2 separate regions of the Mus musculus genome follow, and region 1 is linked to region 2. A link is a contact called in ENCODE Hi-C or POLR2A ChIA-PET data. All regions are on one chromosome and are shown on one strand. Each heading gives the region's core, a stretch centred on a gene start or an enhancer-like site at or near the end of the contact. The rest is flanking DNA. Distances are from core to core; before and after follow the strand shown. Region 1 holds the start of Sppl3 (signal peptide peptidase 3). Region 2 holds the start of Hnf1aos1 (a long non-coding RNA gene).

Region 1 (3,680 bases), core at 996-3,495, 43 kb after region 2:
GGGGGGAGAGGAAGGCGGAAGGTATGTGGGAATAGTGAACTTGGCCTTTTCACGAAAGGCTTCCTTTCCCCCTGGAGAACAAGCAAACAGAACCTGTATATAGGGCAGTGGCCAACTGACCTCTCCGGTGACAGAGTCAGGGTGTGGCATTCCCTGTAAGCCTGGGCAGGCCCTGGGAAACTAAAAGAGTCAGAGCCTGGCTTAATGATGGGCGAGCCGGAGAGGATCCTGAATGGGCAGGTACTGGAGACTTGCTCTGCAAAGGGAGAAAGAGATAGGGTTTCTGGGAAGCGTACTGTGTTCGTTAGCCAAGCATGGCCCCCAAACCTCATCTTTCCATTCACAAGCATAGTGACTGAGCGGGAGGCCTAGGGAGGCCTTCAGAGCATGGTCTCCACCCATCATTTTAGTGTCTTTGTCCAACAACCTGTGGCATAAACTGTTCATTCCTGCCTGGTTCCAAGCTCAGCCCAGAAATTCCCATTACTGGGTCTTGCTCTCTGCCGCTCTCTTGGCAAAATGATTTTTCTGTTGGTAAGCCTCTTGTGGTCTGAGGATGTCTCACTCCTGCCTGAGAAAATGTTCTCCAATGCCTTTGGGGAGGGGGTTCAGTTCATTGTACCATCCTGTCTTTACCTCAGGCCTACGTTCCTGAGGTTGGTCTCTGGTCCACCACAGCTTTCTTTCTTCTTCTTCTTTCTTTCTTCTTTCAAGATTTCATTAGCTCAGGCTGGCTTTAAACTTTGTGCCAAAGTCTGTAAGTCAAATTCTCTGCATATCTGAGGATGACCTTGATCTATTGCTCAGTATACACCCCTCCCCCCAAGGCCCACCTACTACAGTTCTGGGAGTACAGTGTCTCGTGGTCTAGTTTTGTTGCTTTAAAAATCCTCCACGTGTCCCTTCAGCCTGATAACCAGTGAACTTTTTGCTGTTTCCATAGTCATTTTTCCAGAATGTCATGTGGTCAGAAACATACACTGTGTAGCTTAAATATGTTTCCTCATCTCTTGCTATATGCTTCTTCACGTTTCTCCCTGTCTTTCATTAACTCATTATAGAGTCTCTCTATGTATTCTTGGCTGGCCTGGAACTCACTATGTAGACCAGGCTGGCCGCAAACTCTTAGAGATCTGCCTGCCTTTGCTGGGATTAAAGGCACGCACCACTAGGCCTGGGTTTTTAAATTTTTTTTCCTAACACATGGTCACACACAACGCTCTAACAACTGAGTTATGCCCATTCACCCTATCAAAGTAGCCTGCACCCTTCCTTTAGTCTCTATTAATTGCTCTCCATTATTAATAGCCCCATGACTCTGAAATAATCTTCGTGCTTTAGCCAGCTCGAACCACCTATGTCTCTTCCCTGAGAATATGCATGTAAGGACAAGGGCCTAGGTGAAGGCGCTGACGCCTAGCTGGCACCCAACAAGGACCCCGCTGATCGCTTCTATGAAGACGAGCATGGTAGCATTTGACTTGGCACCAGGCGCCGCGAAGGGACGTTTGCAGAAACCAAGGAGGGGGACCGCGCAGCGCGGGAACCCGAATGCAGCGCTCTGTCCGCATTTTGACAGTTGACTGGCAGCTGAGGACCCAGGGACAGCCGACGGTGGATGATGGAAGGTTGACAGCTGAGTGGCAGTCAACCGCCGCGCACCGGGGAGGACCACTGCGCGCCCAAGGGGCCTAGCGCGCGGCGGCCGCTGCAGCTAACCGTAGCCCCGAGCCGACCTGGGCTGAGCGCTCCGCGCATGGGCAGCGCGCGCGAGGGGGCGGGGCGCCGGGGTCACGTGAGCGTGTTTTGGGCACGTGACCAGCGGCCCGGGCTCGCCCCCGCCCGCTCGCTCGCTCCCTCCTCCCTCGGCGGGCGGGTGTGCTTCGAGCGGCCTCGCCTCACCGCCTAGCGCCCCCCTCAGCCGTTGCTGCCGCCGCTGCCGCCGCCGCCGCCGGCCATGTCCCCCGGCCGCCGCCGCCGCCGCCCGAGCGCGGCGCTCCCGCGGCCCGGCGCGCACTGAGCGCGGGCCCGAGCCACCGTTTCGGGGCCCTTGTTCTCCGCGCCGCCGCCGCCGCCGCCATGTTGGGTTTGGAGCCGCAGCGGAGCCGCCGCCGCCGCCGCGGCTGACGAGGCCGAGCGCGGAGCCCGGGGCCCGCGCCCGCTCCGGGGCCCAGGGAGCGGGGCCCGTCGGAGTCTGTCGGAGCCCGACTGCCTGTCCTCCGTGCGAGCGAGTGAAGGAGCGAGCCGCCGGGGCCCCCGGCCGCGCCCTCTGCCGCCGGCCGAGCGAGCCGCGGAGCCCCCGAGAGGCAGCACCATGGCGGAACAGACCTATTCGTGGTGAGTGCGGGCTTTTGGGGACGAGGAGGCCGGGCCGGGCCGGGCCGCAGGTGCTCGCGGGGCTCGGGGTGCGGGCCGCTGGGCGTCCTCCGAGCCCGGGGGAGGGGCGGTCATTCGAGCCGCGCAGCGGAACCGACTGGCGCGGGTGCTGGCGGGCCAGGGGGGAAGCTGGAGAAGGGTGGGCAGAGAACGGGCCCGGGCGAAGGTGTACCCCACTCTCGGCGAGAACAGGTGGTAAGAGGCACAACTTGCAAGTAGTGAGGGCGGGAGCGACCGCTTCCGCGGTGGGCAGAGGCCCTGCGGCCCCGTGATCGAGCCCTGGCACAGCGGAGAGGGGGAGTCTTGTTCCAGGATGGCCACATTCTGTAAAGGAAGTCGTCGGTAGCAGCGGGGTCATGGGTAGTCTTTGTAAAGGGGTTGGTACTCTGCTCTGGGGATTCGAAGAGTGCTGGCCGGTGTTCTGGGGGTGGAGGGCTCGATCACGGGAATGTGTGTGTGTGTCCGTCCAGGTTGAGTCCCCCTGCCTGTGGGACTTTTTTTAGCAGCGTGTTTAGGGCTGAGGCACACACACTTGTGATTTACAGGGGGGAGGTGACAGATGCGTCCAAGTTTGGGGGGAAAGAGGTGAGAAGGGCAGAGGCGTGGAGTGTTTGCCGCGGAAGGAGGTTGGTTGTACCGGGGGCGAGTGGGAATGGTGTAGTTGAGCTGTGGCTTGAGGGTGAGAAAACAGGAGATGGGTGGGTTGGTGGTAGGTACCGGGCGGGCGGGGAACCTGGTCGCTGCAGCCTAAGAGATCGGAGATGGTTTCAAGCACTTGTGGCTTGGTACCAGAACTGTCGACTTTTCCGAAGAGTGGGGTTGAAGGTCCGCTTCGTTTTGTAATTGGAAAAGTGAGTTAGTTCTTCATTCCTGGACCCTAAACCTTTAAGTACCAGAATTGCCTTTTCCCTAACCTGTACAGATTGTGTGGCTACCTTCGGAAAAGTGAGTTAGTTCTTCATTCCTTGACCCTAAACCTTTAAGTACCAGAATTGCCTTTTCCCTAACCTGTACAGATTGTGTGGCTACCTTCCCAAAGCACGGGGCAAACTGTCAAGTGTTGGGAGCGTAAGTGAGCTGTAACTACCATAGGGAGACAGTAAAAGAGCCGGGTTATACACGAAAACAAGGGATGGTTATGCTAAGTCGGGAGCTCACTGTGTCCTGATGGAGGGTTAGTGATCGAACATGCTTTAGTAATGCAAACGGCAGCGATGTATGCACAATCTGAAAAAGAAGGTAACTGGGAAGTTGAGAGGAAATAACTAAAAGAAAAGTTGGGTTTTGGTGGCTCCAGTTGTGGT
Region 2 (3,447 bases), core at 2-2,501:
ATGGGACCATTCAAATGTGATCCTGCTTAGCTGTGTGCCATGCTCTTGAACCTGTGGCTGAGTGCTGTCTTCACCATTCTGCAGAAGAAACTGGGACTCAGGGACAGTGCCCACCTAACTGGCTGCAAAGCTGGCGTGGGAACCAAGGCAAGCCACTGTCCGCTGAAGCATCCTGCCTGCCACCTGGCTGCTGAGTTCCTGGCTGGGAGAACCCTGAGGCTGCTTGGCTGGGGCTGAGGGCATCAGGAAACAGCACGGTTGGGGTTTAAGCAGTTGGTGGATAGGAAGGTCCTGCAAGGGCATCCAGGATAGGACTCTGGGTCCCAAGTGCTTCCCCAGGGAGGAGTAGGAGGTGTGCGAGGGGAAGTTTAGGCTCTCGCTCACTCATGCCTGGTATGTGGTGACATCACAAACTTTTCCCTCAAGATGTTTTCACACCAGGGGACAAGGAATGAACACAGAGACAGATAAAGTAACGAGACAATTAGTGGTCAGAAGAAAGCAGGCAGAAACAGCAAAGGGGAGCTGGGGTTCAGCCCTCATGCAGAGACAGAAGCCAAGGAGCTAAGAGCCAAGGAGGAAGTGAGAAAGGGGTCCCGCCCGAGCAGAAAGACTAAGGTAGGCAATGCTAGGCGGAAACCAAAGTGTGTGCGCATCCAGAACCGGCAAAGCCAGCATCAGGGCGCAAAAGAGGGGATAAGGAGCGATAGATGGATCGAACTAGGGAAGCTGGGGGGAGGGGAAGTCACAGAACTAGAACTAAGATAGAGAATTTGCCTTTACTCTGTCTACCTGCTGGCATTGGTGCAGGGGGAGAAAAGGGTCTTGCCCAAGGTCACACACTAGATAAAGGATGGAGCTCTGCGAGGAGAGCTGAGGTGTCTGCCGTGGCCTCACACATGATGCAAAAGGGGTGGGGGTGGGATCCGAGACCCCAGACCCACCTCTCCCTCTCCCAAAGGTAGACCTTGGAATCAACAGTTCCCGTGGGGAGTTAGTCCTTCCCACCGCCTCTTCCAGCCTCAACTTCCCCACTAGCCAGGCCCTCATGGGGGTCCTCCAGCCCTCTCCCCAGAGGGTCCCCCCCACCCCCACCCCTGGTCCTGAAACTAGAGGCCCCACTTTTTGTCCCTGGGGACATTTTCAGGTCCCCTTTGTTACCTGAACAATAAGTAACCCGGGTAGTTAGTTATAAACTCCGCAGGAACAAGGAGCTGGTTGATAATTTATAGCAACATCTCGAATTTAAATGGAAAGCAAATAGCTCGCTGTTAGCATTAAAGAAAAGCAACCTGGGAGGGACAGCACTCTAGCCTCCTCCCCGCTCAGCCTCTCTCCCCTGCCCCTTTCTCCCAGCTGCTGAGAGACCCTCTCTTTTCCTGGCTCCTCTGCCCTCCCAACTCCCCCAGCCCTCTTCTCCCATCTCATCCTCCTCACCGCCCCTGTCCCCTCTGCCTCCAGGATTCTGCCTGTTCCCCTGCAGGGAGCACTTTGACCTCTGTTCCAGCTGCTTTGGACCAGGCTCCCCTCCAGCCCCCACTGCCCCCACCGTGAGGGCTGCTGATCAAGAGGTCCCACCTAGCCAGGTAAGAAGACCCTTGGCATCCCTGGCCCCTCAGCCTCATATTAAGCCCCTAGCCCCACCTGGGGCCCCAAGACAGGTCAGGCCCAGCTCCACCCTATCCAGGTTTCTTGTGCCCTGGTTCTGGCAATACTCGGCCCTTTGCCCCTCCCCTGCGGTGAGGCAGCCCTTTGCCCTCCACTTTCTGCCAAGTCAGGGGGCCTGACTGCTCCTCTGCCCCTTGCCCAAGGCCCAGGGAGGCTTCTGGACACTTCCAGAAATGCCGGGATCCACCAGCCCTCCCCCACCCCAAGTCAGAATCAGGACCTTGGACAGAAAAAAGGCTGCCTCTGGAGTATTCTTGTGAGACTGTCCCCAAACTCCTCAGCCAGCCCTCAGGCCCCTCCACGGCGCCTTCCCTGTCTAAGCCTCAGTTTCCCTACTGTAAAGCGTGTTTATTAACCACTTCCTTCTGGGGGGGCGGTTATCTCTATATTATGGGGATTTAGGCACAGCAGAAATCCCTACAGAAAATAGCGTGCCGGGCGATAATCTCAGGGAAACTGTGGAGGCTTGGGGAATTGGGGGTGGTAGTACTCCCCACAGCCCCCAAGCTACCTTTCCCTCACTTTGGTGTTCCTGTTCGTTCTCCACCCCCAAATGGGCATCTCCCCGCCACCGTCCCGACAAGTTAATGATCACAGGCCTTATCAGAGCCTTTTGCTATTTATAAATTTATAAAACAAAAGAAATAATGGCGTGCGTGGGTAATTAGTAACCAGAACGGCTTTGCTGAGGAGAGAGACGGGGGAGGCATTGAAATCGGGACCCACTCAGCACTCCAGGAGATGGGGAGCCAGACAACAGAAGAGGGGGGTCTGGTATGGGGAGGCCTCTAACCCTGCTATCTGACCAGGCTGGGGTCAGGGGCAAGCAGCACCTGGCCATGCAGGGAAACTGCCACCTTCAGCTCCATCTGCCCCAGGTAAGAAACCCAAGCGTACCCTGCCAGATGCTTAAGGCCCTGGCGGATCAGGAAATCCCCTAAAAGCCCAACATCAGCCCGGCCTCCTCAGGGGCTTTTGGGGCCCCAAACCTGGATCTGACCCCCCCCCCAGCCAAGAAGGTGGAATTTGTGGGAGCACAAACGACCACACTGGGGAAGGATTTCTACCACCCACTAGTTCTCCAACCATTTTCTTGGGGCTGGCTTTCCTTTGTCCTCTGTTTCAAAGTGACCTCAGGCCTGTCCCTGTTTCCTAAAGGCCGGACTGCAAACAGGTGGCCCACGGATACGGGGTATGTAGGGCCAAACAGAGGGGTAGGTTCGGCAAGAAGCCCTTAACCACCAGCCTGAAGACCACAGCTCCTAAGGCCCCCTAGACGGGAAGTGAAGCTTGCCAGGAGCATAGAATGGGGCGCTATGAGTTCCTTCCTGGGTGCTGGGGACAGGTTGGGGTCCTTACTGAAGAAGTGACTCCACCACGGCTTTCTGGTGGGCTGCCTCCTCTGGGCTGAGGTTCTCCAGCTCTTTCAGAATGGGTGGCGCGAAGTCTTCCCCATCGTCATCCGTGTCATCTTCAGAGCCACGCGTTTCTCCAAGGCCATTAGGCAACTCGGTCAGGTCCCCTCGACTCCCACCGCAGGACTCCCCCTTGTCCAGGGGACCCTCTCCAACCATCAGGTAGGGCCCTGGCTCCCCCAAGGCCTGGATCAGGGCCTCTTTGCTCAGGCCAGACTCGAGCAGGGCAGCCAGGAGCTCCGTCTGCAGCTGGCTCAGCTTAGAAACCATGGCTCCGCTGCCACCAGGCCACGCGGCCCAAGGCCACTGAGCTAGCCGCCTCCCCCACCCACGGCCGGTGTCTACCTGCCGGCAGGCTGGCAGT

What was found. Hi-C counts contacts between places; a loop is a spot of excess contacts on that map. ChIA-PET counts read pairs that join two places held with the same protein, here RNA polymerase II (POLR2A).
Region 1: POLR2A ChIA-PET joins it to region 2 with 11 read pairs in Patski. The contact joins the promoter of Sppl3 here to the promoter of Hnf1aos1 in region 2. A Hi-C loop is called at or near these places in 2 of 37 maps with a recorded cell type or tissue (both heart). POLR2A ChIA-PET finds 5 or more read pairs at or near these places in 3 of 5 experiments (Patski and embryonic stem cell).

Annotation. Positions count from the first base shown.
Region 1 is chr5:115,009,279-115,012,958 of GRCm38, forward strand. It overlaps Sppl3 (signal peptide peptidase 3), which reads left to right and starts at 2,246. Exons shown (of 11, transcript NM_029012.2): 1 at 2,246-2,337. The coding sequence starts at 2,315.
Region 2 is chr5:114,967,492-114,970,938 of GRCm38, forward strand. It overlaps Hnf1aos1 (a long non-coding RNA gene), which reads left to right and starts at 1,252. Exons shown (of 6, transcript XR_878697.3): 1 at 1,252-2,546. It overlaps Hnf1a (HNF1 homeobox A), which reads right to left. Exons shown (of 10, transcript NM_009327.3): 1 at 3,028-3,447. The coding sequence starts at 3,353.